2 separate regions of the Homo sapiens genome follow, and region 2 is linked to region 1. Evidence: chromatin contacts called from ENCODE Hi-C or POLR2A ChIA-PET data. All regions are on one chromosome and are shown on one strand. Each heading gives the region's core, a stretch centred on a gene start or an enhancer-like site at or near the end of the contact. The rest is flanking DNA. Distances are from core to core; before and after follow the strand shown.

Evidence for each region. A loop is a pair of places that touch in the nucleus more often than their neighbours do. ChIA-PET counts read pairs that join two places held with the same protein, here RNA polymerase II (POLR2A). Pooled maps may share reads with other maps.
Region 2: a loop to region 1 is called in a pooled map, with 4 times the contacts of the local background. The contact joins the promoter of NDRG3 here to the enhancer-like site in region 1. A Hi-C loop is called at or near these places in 1 of 37 single-sample maps with no recorded cell type and 2 of 50 pooled maps. POLR2A ChIA-PET finds 5 or more read pairs at or near these places in 3 of 52 experiments (activated B cell, activated CD4-positive, alpha-beta T cell and activated CD8-positive, alpha-beta memory T cell).

What each region holds. Positions count from the first base shown.
Region 1 is chr20:37,040,198-37,046,306 of GRCh38, forward strand. It overlaps RBL1 (RB transcriptional corepressor like 1), which reads right to left. Exons shown (of 22, transcript NM_002895.5): 13 at 3,889-4,053; 14 at 1-88. Among named protein-coding and RNA genes, the nearest start is that of RBL1, 53 kb to the right of the region's middle. RefSeq lists enhancers at 3,227-3,326, 4,067-4,236. Within about 2 kb of position 3,399, at least 6 of the 41 ENCODE cell types and tissues checked have a DNase peak (open chromatin) inside an H3K27ac peak, as active enhancers do.
Region 2 is chr20:36,742,318-36,748,426 of GRCh38, forward strand. It overlaps NDRG3 (NDRG family member 3), which reads right to left and starts at 3,773. Exons shown (of 16, transcript NM_032013.4): 1 at 3,728-3,773. RefSeq lists enhancers at 3,236-4,202, 3,927-4,026 and silencers at 3,397-3,586, 3,617-3,816.

The DNA.
Region 1 (6,109 bases), core at 2,149-4,648:
GGTGCATTAGAGGAGACATTGGCATCAGGGGAAGATGTCCCTGCACATTTCCTCCATTTCCTGTTTCAAAGTTATTTGGGAATATAACCTGTAGAAAACAAAAACCCTTTGATTTACATATAGATAAACTTGCTGATTAAAACTTATTAAAAATGTTTTCTTTTCTTTTTTTGAGATAAAGTCTCATTCTGTTGCCCAGGCTGGAATGCAGTGGCACGATTTCAGCTCACAGCAACCTCCAACGCCCGGGGTTCAAGTAATTCTCCTTCCTCAGCCTCCTGAGTAGCTGGGACTACAGGTGTGTGCCATCATGCCCGGCTAATTTTTGTATTTTTAGGAGAGACGAGGTTTCACCATGTTGGCCAGGCTGATCTCGAATTCCTGACCTCAGATGATTCACCCACCTCAGCCTCCCAAAGTGCTAGGATTACAGGTGTGAGCCACTGTGCCTGGCCGAAAAAGTGTTTTCTTAACTTTTTTTTACTATTTTATTTCTTTCTCACTTCTTCACAAAATACAACTTGGATAAAGTGCTCAATTCTTAATGTTAACGAACGTATGGAAAGAGTTCATTTCATTTAACCTTATAATTTATATAGGTAAGTTACCAACCACAAGAACTAAACCTCTGAGGTAGGCAGTATCATTCTCCATTTAGGGATGAGAAAATTGAGGATCTGAATGTGAAATTTGCCCAAGGTCACACAACTAGTAAGTTATAAGAGCAACGGCTTCAATACTAATCCTTCTTCAAGTTCACAGCTTTTTTGAACTTGAAGGAGTCTGAAGTTCTTCAATGGAAATAAACTGATGAATACTGAAGAGTGGCCCAATAAGTTACTGTCTGCTGCAAAAGACCAAAGAAGTATGGAAGAGAGATTTCAAGAAACCATCTTCTTTCCAATTCCTCCTGGCCTTGGACAGTTCTAGTAGTTTGGGATTAGGGAAAAATTCAAGAAGATTAATGAAGTACATAAGGAGACAAAACAAAGAATCAAAAGACACGAGTTACAAAAGAATAACAGAAGTAGACAAAAAAAACCCCACAATTTCTCACGATACTACTATTAAAAATGTAATTTGTGCACAACTCTGGGCACACATTTTTAATTTTTATTTATTTATTCATTTAATTTTTTTTTGAGACACAGTCTCGCTCTGTTGTCCAGGCTGGAGTGCAATGGCACGATCTCAGCTCACTGCAACCTCCGCCTCCTGGGTTCAAGCAATTCTCCTGCCTCAGCCTCCCAAGTAGCTGGGATTATGGGTGTGTGCCACCATGCCCAGCTAATTTTTTGTATTTTTAGTAGAGACGGGGTTTCACCATATTGGCCAGCCTGGTCTCGAACGCTTGACCTCAGGCAATCCACTTGCCTTGGCCTCCCAAAGTGCTGGGATTATAGTCATGAGCCACTGCACCAGCCTCTGTTTTTTATTTTTTAATTCTGAATACCACCAATGAAAAGTGTTCAATCTTTATACAGACATTTGAAAATTTTTAAGTAAGTTTAATGGTTTCCTAGACATGATATCAAAAAGCAGAAGCAAAAGAAAAAATATCTGAATTGGACACCATCAAAATTAAAAATTTTTGCATTTCAAAGACACCATCAAGAAAGTGAAAAGACAGGCCAGGTGCAGTGGCTCATGCCTGTAATCCCAGCACTTTGGAAGACCATCCTGGCTAACACGGTGAAACCCTGCCTCTACCACAAATATAAAGAAATTAGCTGGGCGTGGTGGTGGGTGCTTGTAGTCCCAGCTACTCAGGAGGCTGAGGCTGGAGAATGGCGTGAACCCGGGAGGTGGAGCTTGCAGTGAGCCGAGATCACGCCACCGCACTCCAGCCTGGGCAACAGAGCAAGACTTTGTCTCAAAAAAAAAAAAAAAAAAAGAAAGTGAAAAGACAACCTAGAAAATGGGAGAAACATTTTGCAAATCATTTATCTGATAAGGGATTTGTATCTAGAATAGATGAAGAACTCCTATAATTCAATAATAAAAAGACAACCCAATTACAAAATGGGCAAAAGATCTGAATAGACATTTCTCCAAAGAAGATATGCAAACAGCTTACAAGCACATAAAAAGATGTTGATCATCATTAGCCACCAGGGAAATGCAAATAAAACCACAATGAGATATTACTTCACTCCTACTAGAATGGCAGGATTAAAAAGGCAGATAATAACAAGCATTAGCAAGGATATGAAGAAACTGGAATCTTTCTACATTGACCGTAGGAACAATAAAATGGTGCAGCCATTTTAGAAAGCAGTCTGACAGTTTCCCAAAAGCTTAAACAGAGTTACCATATGAACCTGCAATTCCACTCCAAGAAAAATGAAAACATATGTACATATGTTCACACAAAAACTTGTGCCTGAATGTTCATAGCAGCATCAATCATAATAGCCAAAAGGGGTTAGTTGTGGTGGCTCATGCCTGTAATCCCAGCACTTTGGGAAACTGAGGTGGGAGGATCGCTTGAGCCCAGGAATTCAAGACTAGCCTGGGCAACATAGGGAGATCCCATCTCTACAAAAACTACAAAAATTAGCCAGGTGTGGTGTGTGTGCCTGTAGTCCCAGCTACTCAGAAGGCTGTGGGGAGATCATTTGTGCCTGGGAGGTTGAGGCTGCAGTGAGCCGTGATGGCGCCACTGCACTCCAGCCTGGGTGACAGAGTGAGATCTTGTCCCCCCCCCTCCAAAAAAAAAAAAAAAAAAGTCAAAAGGTGGAAACAACTCAAATATTTATCAACCGATGAATGGATAAATAAAATGTAGCATCCATACAATGGAATATTACTTAGCAACAAAAGGAAATGAGCCAGATGTGGTGGCTCACACTTGCAATTCTAGCACTTTGGGAGGCTGAGATGGGAGGACTGCTTGAGCTCAGGAGTTTGAGATCAGCCTGTGCAACATGGCAAGATCCTGTCTCTACACACACATGCGCGCGTGCACACACACACACACACACACACAATTAGCCGGGTGTGGCCAGGCGCGGTGGCTCAAGCCTCTAGCCTCTAATCCCAGCACTTTGGGAGGCTGAGGCAGGTGGAGCATGAGGTCAGGAGTTCAAGAACAGCCTGGACAAGATGGTGAAACCCCGTCTCTACTAAAAAAAGTACAAAAAAAATTAGCCGGGTGTGGTGGTGGGTGCCTATAATCCCAGCTACACGGGAGGCTGAGACAGAGAATTGCTTGAACTGGGAGGCAGACGTTGCAGTGAGCCGAGACTGTGCCACTGCTCTCCAGCCTGGGTGACAGAGCAAGACTCCATCTCAAAAAAAGAAAAACAGAAAGAAAAAAAAATTAGCCGGGTGTGGGTGTGGTGGTATGTGCCTGTGGTCTCAGCTACTTGAGAGGCAGAAGGACAGTTTGGGCCGAGGAAGTTGAGGGTGTAGTCAGTGCACCATCTTTGTCCACTGCACACCAGCCCGGGCAAGAGTGAAACCCCGCCTTAAAAAAAGAGAGGAAATGAAATACCGATACATTCTACAACATGGATGAACCTTAAAAACATTATGCTAAGTGACAGATGCCCAGTCAAAAGGGACTACATTTTTATGATTCCATTTATATGAAATGTCTAGAATAGGCAAATTTATGGAGACAGAAAGTAGATTAGTGGTTACTTACAGCTAGGGAGAAGATTCGGGGGTAGGGAAGTGATAGCTAAAGGATGTAGGTTTCTTTTTGAAGTGATGACTATATTCTAAAATTGTGGTTATGGCTGCACATATCTATTTATATACTAAAACCACTGAATTGTACACTTAAAATGGGTGAACTCTATGGTATAGGAATTATCTCTCAATAAAGCTGGTTTTTTTTTTTTTTTTTTTAATGATACGATTATCAGCCTTGCCCAGACTCACTTCTTCACAGGTAGGAACTTTGTTTGCAGAAACCTGGAGAGCCTCCCACAGTGCAGAATCGTGACTCCATGCTAAACTCTCCAAAATCTGTTCTTCAATGCTGTTTAGGTGTTTCACCATGTCCCTTGAGAGCCCCTCTTCTGAGCGGATCACCACCTCAATAACCTGCAGAGGAGAAAGTGAGAAGGCAATGTGGTTTCAAGCAGTTAGTTCTAGTCTGGACTTGCATGTAGGACTAGCTGTGGCTTTCTTCTTCTTCTTCTTTTTTTTGAGACGGAGTTTCCCTCTGTTGCCCAGGCTGGAGTACAGTGGTGTGATCTTGGCTCACTGCAACCTCTGCCTCCCAGGTTCAAGTGATTCTCCTGCCTCAGCCTCCCGAGTAGCTGGGATTACAGGCACCTGCCACCACACCTGGCTAATTTTTGTAGTTTTTAGTAGAGCCGAGGTTTCACCATGTTGGCTAGGCTGGTCTAGAACTCCTGACCTCAGGTGATCTGCCCGCCTAGGCCTCCCAAAGTGCTGGGACTACAGTTGTGAGCCACTGCGCCCGGCCACTGTGGCCTTATTCTGTGGCACAGAACCAAAGTCATCTTTGAACCATAATTCTGTGGCTTACTAACATCTTCTAATTTATAAAGGAGTTTTTAAGTTCTTTAAAATATGTTCACATATATTTCTGTTTTTCACGTTTTATATTATAAATGACAACTTGAGGCAACGATAGGTGAAAACTGGTCAACAGACCAACAGTGGGAGAAGTCAGGTCTTGGGTTCCAAGTCTAGTTCTATTTTGAATGTATTGCTCCTTTCCAGACTATTTTTTCCACTAACTCAAAATAACAGAATGAATGAACTATTTAAAGTGACTTTGCGTATATACACTATAATTCCATTTTATAAGGGAAGTATCTAGAATAAAGTTTATATACACAAAATATTAATAATATGATTGTTAATAGATTATGATGTATGACTTTAATATTCACATTTATTTACTTATTTATTTATTTATTTATTTATTTATTTATTTATTTATTTTGAGACGGAGTCTCACTCTGTCACCCAGGCTGGAGTGCAGCGGCGCCATCTCGGCTCACTGCAATCTCTGCCTCCCAGGTTCAAGCGATTCTCCTGCCTCAGCCTCCCGGGTAGCTGGGACTACAGGCACGTGCCCCCATGCCTGGCTAATTTTTTGTATTTTTAGTAGAGATGGGGTTTTACTATATTAGCCAGGATGGTCTCAATCTCCTGACCTCATGATCCGCCCGCCTTGGCCTCCCAAAGTGCTGGGATTATAGGCATGAGCCACCGTGCCTGGCCCACATTTATGTTTATGATTTTCTTCAATGAGCACATATCATTTATGTCATTTAAAAAAACAAAGGAGGCCGACACAGTGGCTCATGCCTGTAATCCCAGCACTTTAGGAGGCCACAGTGAGAGGATTGCTTGAGACCAGGAGTTCGAGACCAGCCTGGGCAACATAGTGAAACCGAGTCTCTATTGAAAAAAAAGGCATTTAGCTGCTTGAATAAAATAAGGATGTTATAAATAAAAACCAATTACTATGAGGTTGTTGACAAAACTAAACTTTTTCCTAATGGCAAAAGTTGAATACACACATTAACATTAAAGTGAGTGTATAGTAGAATCACTTCTCCCTAAGAAACCTAAAAATACTTTAATCACACTCAGTAATTCACACAGATAAGCTTTCCAATGACCTGCATTTTCTACAACTTTAATTCAGGCATACTTTAGGTATAAAAATTTAACTCTTCAAACCAATTTTTCTATCACCAGTAGAAAAGTACCTAGATGACTAAATATTAACTAAATCATGCCAAGAAGCGTAACAGTAGCATTAGTCTTAAAGTTCGATACTATGTAACATTAAACGTTATTGACTGTGATGACTAAACGTTATTGAGGGTGATGATGTAGTTCAATAGCTATGACCTCTGTTTTATTTTGAAAAGATTAACAAAAATAGTTCTAGCAAGAAAAATAAAGGTAAGGTAAGTAAGATTCATTCACACTGAATTAGCTCAAACTTGGGGAAGAAGCATAATCTATTATTACGGCTTTATTAGTTAGACCACCACCAAAATCAATTTTAGGTCTTCCTTCCTCTTGGTAGAAAGCGTTTTTTGTTCTTCATCATGCATTTGTTTAATAGGATTATAATTTTCATTCATAAATATGGAAAATTTGAAGTTAA
Region 2 (6,109 bases), core at 2,523-5,022, 300 kb before region 1:
ATGTCTTTAAGGATGAATTCACTGAGAAGAAATACTGATAAACCTTTAGTGGCTAAAAAGTCTGGAATTTCAAGTTGTAGCCAGTTCTGCGACCTTGGACAAGTTCAATTCTCAAGGTGCCCCCCGCCACCTTTCTTTCTTAATAGTGCTTGAAAATAGCACACAAAAACTTAGCTAGCTTGATTATGGATATTTACCAGGTTTCAGGGCTTTCTTTGGTAAATGAATTTTTAAAAATCACAGTGCTAAGTGAGAAGGATGGACTTAATGACTCGATGCTCCATTTCATCCTGAATAACATACAATTTTATGAAACACCCCATGTAGGAATATCTTATTCCATTATAGTCTAATATTGCTTTGCTTGTAACATTAATATGGGAATGTTTAGACTTGATTTTAGTACAGTTAAAGACAATGTTTCCCAATTAGCTAGTAAGTTCTCTCAACAGGAACCTGTTTGATTCAACTGTGAATCTTCCACCATATCAGGCGCCATACATCCATGCCTTACCCATAGTCAATATATTTACAGAAAATTATTTGGAAAAACTCTTTAAGAACCTTCATTTAAATAAAGAATCTATGCACATATCTGCTGCCTCCCAAAGGACCTTTTTGAATATTTATTATTATAAATACCATGTAATGATATACAGTAAAAATTGTGATTACTTTGATACAACCAGGGGCAATCAGCCACAGAGGGCAAAAGAATGTAAAAATGGATTTCTCATGCATTGAGGGACAGACTAAAGGGGTATAAGCCTCAGACTATCCTACTGCAACATGCAAATGAAAAGTACCCTGTACATCGAAATAGCATATACCAACTCCACTGTAAACAGGCATTTTTCCCTGCTCAGAAGTAACAATTTAGAATAAAACAAAAGCAGCCGGGCTCGGAGGCTCACGCCTGTAATCCCACCACTTTGGGAGGCAGAGGCAGGCGGATCACCTGAGGTCAGGAATTCAAGACCAGCTTGGCCAACATGGTGAAAATCCGTCTCCACTAAAAATACAAAAAATAGCTGGGCATGGTGGCGGGCGCCTGTAATTCCAGCTACTTGGGTGGCTGAGGCAGGAAAATCGCTTGAACCCAGGATGCGGAGGTTGCAGTGAGCCGAGATTGCGCCACTGCACTCCAGCCTGGGCAACAAGAGCGAAACTCCGTCTCAAAAAATAATAATAATAATAATAAAACAAAAGCAGCTCGGCCTGGCTTGGTGGCTCACGCCTGTAATCCCAGCACTATGGGAGGCCGAGGCAGGCGGATCACGAGGTCAGGAAATCGAGACCATCCTGGCTAACACGGTGAAACCCTGTCTCTACTAAAAAAATACAAAAAAAATTAGCTGGGGGTGGTGGCGAGCACCTGTAGTCCCAGCTGCTCAGGAGGCTGAGGCAGGAGAATGGCGTGAATCTGGGAGGCGGAGCTTGCAGTGAGCCGAGATGGCGCCACTGTACTCCAGCCTGGGCAACAGAGCGAGACTCCGTCTCAAAAAACAAACAAAAACAAACAAAAAACAAACAAAAAACAAAAGCAGCTCAATCGTGAGTGCACGTTCAAGTAACATAAACAAGCTTTTTTTTTTTTTTTTTTTTTGAGACGGAGCTCTGTTGCCCAGGCTGGAGTGCAGTGGCGCGATCTCGGCTCACTGCAAGCTCCAGCTCCCGGGTTCACGCCATTCTCCTGCCTCAGCCTCCCGAGTAGCTGGGACTACAGGCGCCCACCACCACACGCGGCTAATTTTCTGTTATTTTTTAGTACAGACGGGGTTTCCCCGTATTAGCCAGGATGGTCTCCATCTCCCGAACTCGTGATCCACCCACCTCGGCCTCCCAAAGTGCTGGGATTACAGGCGTGAGCCGCAGCGCCCGGTCCATAAACAGGCTTTTTGATGCAAGACTCTTATCTGCAAGTTTTCAAAAACAACAGGGTGGATGGAGGCCTTTGAGTGGTAAATGGTGATGACAAGTTTAATCTGAAGGAAGAGACAAGCAAAGAGAAACTGAAGGGCAGGAAGGAGGAACAGAAGGGCACCAGAAGAACACCACGCTTTGAGTAATGAAAAGGGGGGGTGGAAATTAACTGAGTCCTTACCAAGGATCTACTGTGAGCCAGGCATCTGGAGCTGCAAAGATGGACCATGCCCTCAAGGGGCTAGAAGTCCGCAGGGTAAGACTGAGGCTAAGACCCTGTTTTGTGAACGTGTAATTCTAATTGGGAAAATCAAGCAGGGAAGGCTTCACAGAGAAGGTGGTGATTTAGTGGAGCCTTTGAAATGTGGAGGAGGATTTGCTAAGGGAGAAAAACGACAGTTTGAGCTAGTTATTTTGGGGGAGAAACATTCACATATTTTTATAGCTGTTCATTTGGAACTTTAAATCATGGGAGGCTTCTTAAATTCAGCACCACTCTATCAATGTTCTCTTTCTCTTCTTGCTTTATCTTAAATACTGAAATGTTCAAGCCCAACCTTGGGGCAAAGGCAGAAAGCCTCGGACAGAAAGCCCCGGAATGAGGTGAGTGCTAGCCAAATCTGCTCTGTCACCTCCAAGTCCAGCCCGCCCAGCTAGCCCAGTCAGCCCAGTCCTGCTCTCTTGGCAGGAAAGGAAGGCTAATAATATCCCCTGAGGGCCAGGGTAAGGGGGGGGGGGGGCGCGGCGGGGGTGATCTGGATGCCAGCAGGCAAGGATCACTCTTGTTCTGTCAGTAAGCCACCAAAGGAAAGCTTCCCTGCTTCCTAATCCACGGGGCTCCTAGTCTACCTGTGATAGGGAGGCCAGCTCTGCAGGAAGAAAAAAAGGGCTTCATGACAAGGAAGGGGGAAGCATTTGGATTGGGAAGTGCAGAGGTGGTTATGCGAGGTTATCTTAATAAAATGCTTAGCAAGATCCCTGGCACACAGCGAGCGGTGGAAGAACGTTAGCTCTTATATTAATAACACTATTATTATTACAGTAACACCTCAATTGTACTCCGACAACAAGAAAATCTTTTTTGTGCAGCCTACTTTTACGACGTTCGAGAGCAACTTCAGAGATGACAAGTGATTTCAAAATTTTTTCAAAGGTACGAGATCAAATTCCAACCGCACTGGCCTGAGAGCCCGAGACCCTGAGTTGAGAGCTGACCCTGCCACTTGTCAGCTGCGTGACCTTGGGCATGGCACTTCACCTTTCCGTGCCTCAGTTTCCTCGGCTGTTAAGTGGGGCTAAGAAGCCTCTCCCCGGTAGGGTAGTCGTAGGGTCCCGTTAGAGGATGCCCTCTGCTGCTCTGGGGCCGGACGGGTGCAAGGGCTGCTCACGGCCCCTCTTCCAAGCATCTGGGCTCTTGGAGCGGGCGAGGTAGATGGATGAGCAACCCCAAGGCCCACCAAGCTCTGCCGCCTGCAGAGCCAGAGCGAGAGAAGGGTTCGCGCCTGCGGGGGGCGTCCCTGTGACCCAGGGTGTTGAGCCCGGAGGGAGGCTCTCTTGCTACCCACACGCTGTCGCCGGCGGGCTGGGCGCGGGGAGCGGCCGAGGAAAGCCGGGCTGACCTGGGTCCGGCGGGCGGGCGGGGCGGGGCAGAGGGCCCCGGGGGCACGGGGGAGGCAAGCAGCACGGGCCACCAGGGCCTCGCCGTGCCGCGGAGATGATGCGGGGAAGGAGCAGGGCAAAGGAGCGACGCCCCCGAATGCGGCGCCGCGCGCCCCCCGCGGGCCGGGCGGAGGCGCTCACTCACCTGAGGCGCGGGCACCCGCCGTCAGTGCAGCAGCAGCGGCGGCGGCGGCGGCGGCGGCGGCGGCGGCGGCGGCGGCGAGAGGGGCGGGGGAGGTGCTGCGGTCCGCGCAGGCGCGCCGAGGACGCCAGGGCGGCGCATGAGTGCTGTGCCCGTCCACCTCGGGAACTACCGAGAAGATGGTGGCTGAGCCAGGAGAGGCCGGCGGCGCCATCTTTGATGTAGTTTTTCTTGCTGCGGAGTTTCCTCAGAGAAGAATCTCAGATTTTGGAGGCGCTGGGCGGCAGGGCCATTGAGCTCTGCGTCTGGAGCGCTTCCCTCAGTTCCCTGAGTCGCATCCTTATGAAGCCCCTAAGAGCTCTTGCAGGGTATGGCATCCTCCTTTTAAGGTGACCTAGAGCCATACCCAAGGTCACAGGGCGCCTAGCACAGTGCTCGGCACGTGGAAAGAGCTTAGTAAATTTTTGGTGAATGAACATAGTAATTTAAGAACTAGAGTCCAAGACTCAGGGCTCCGAATTACCAGTCCTCCATTGTATCACCCCTATTACAACCGTCAGCCAAATCATCTACTTTCTTGAATGCAACATTAGAGATGGAATTTTTTTTCCCAGAATGATTGCAGATATTAAACTTAATGACCCAACAATTTAACACCAAAATGTACAGGACACACTCTTCCTCTATTTATTATCTATTATTTCTTTACCATTAAGTACCACTGACTAAAAGTTTTTTTGTTTTGTTTTGTTTTGTTTTTTGAGACGGAGTCTCACTCTGTCGCCAGGCTGGAGTGCACTAGCGCGATCTCGGCTCACTGCAACCTCTGCCTCCTGGGTTCAAGCGATTCTCCTGCCTCAGCCTCCCGAGTAGCTGGCACTGTAGGCGTGTGCCACCGGGCCTGGCTAATTTTTCTATTATTAGTAGAGACGGGTTTTCACCGTGTTGGCCAGGATGGTCTCGATCTCTTGACCTCGTCATCTGCCCGCCTCGGCCTCCCAAAGTGCTGGGATTACAGGTGTGTGAGCCACCACGCCCTTTTAACCCGAGCCAGTGTCGCCATCTCGGCTCAGGTTCCCAAGTCCCTCAGCCTCCCAAGTAGCTGGGACTAGAGGCGGGCGCCACCATGCCTGGGTAATTTTTGTATTTTTTTTTTTTTAGTAGAGATGGGGTTTCACCATGTTGGCCAAGCTGGTCTCAAACTCCTGACCTCAAGCAATCCGCCTGCTTCTGCGTCCCAAAGTGCTGGGATTACAGGTGTGAGCCACCACGCCCGGCCACTAAAAGCATATTCTTTTAATTAAGGCAAACTGAACAAATGAATATTACCAAACATCTCAGAGGGCAGCAATAATATTGTTATTCATCAAGCACAATTCTTGAACTGAATTTAGTTGGAAGGAAAACTAACATTAATTGAGCACAGCCATTTATTTTATGGTTTATGTTCGTTAACATTTACTGAATTCAAATTAGTTCTAGTTCACCATCCACTATTTATCCCTATGTCCTTGGTTAGACAATTAAGTCTCTCCACACCTCTCCATGCCCGAATTCCTCATCTATGTCACACACCCAGAAATAGAAGTTACAAGGTTGTGGCAAAGACTGAATGATAATATGCATGTAAAATGCTTAGAGCTCAGTAAGTATTATTTTTCTTTGTTCTATCGTATTTTACTGTTGAAGACACAAAACATACTTCTTGAGTTTGAAGAAATCCTTATAAGCAAAAAATGCAATACAATGTAATAAATAAAAAGGGGGAGGGTATAATCATCTTTAGAGAGATAATCTGTCCCCATTTTACAGATGAGGAAATTGAGGATAAAATGAAAATTCATGGCCGGGCGCAGTGGCTCACGCCTGTAATCCCAGAACTTTGGGAGGCTGAGGCGGGCAGATCATGAGGTCAGGAAATCGAGACCATCCTGGCTAACAAGGTGAAACCCCGTCTCTACTAAAAATACAAAAATTAGCTGGGCGTAGTGGCGGGTGCCTGTAATCCCAGCTACTCGGGAGGCTGAGGCAGGAGAATGGTGTGAACCCGGGAGGCAGAGCTTGCAGTGAGCCGAGATTGCGCTGCTGCACTCCAGCTTGGGCAACAGAGCGAGACTCCGTCTCAAAAAAAAAAAAGAAAAAGGAAAATTCACTCCAACTCTCTCCATTGTACTACTTTGTTTATGAAAGAGTAGGCAATTAAGAGCATTTCTCTGATTCTTGAGATACAGATAGAGATAGATATAGACGAGGGTCTCACCATGTTGCTCAGGCTGGTCTAGAACTCTTGGACTCAAGCAATCCTCCTGCCTAGGCCTCCCAAAGTTCTGGGATTATAGGCATGAGCCACTGTGTCCCGCTCTGCTCTGATTCTTAAATGTTGGA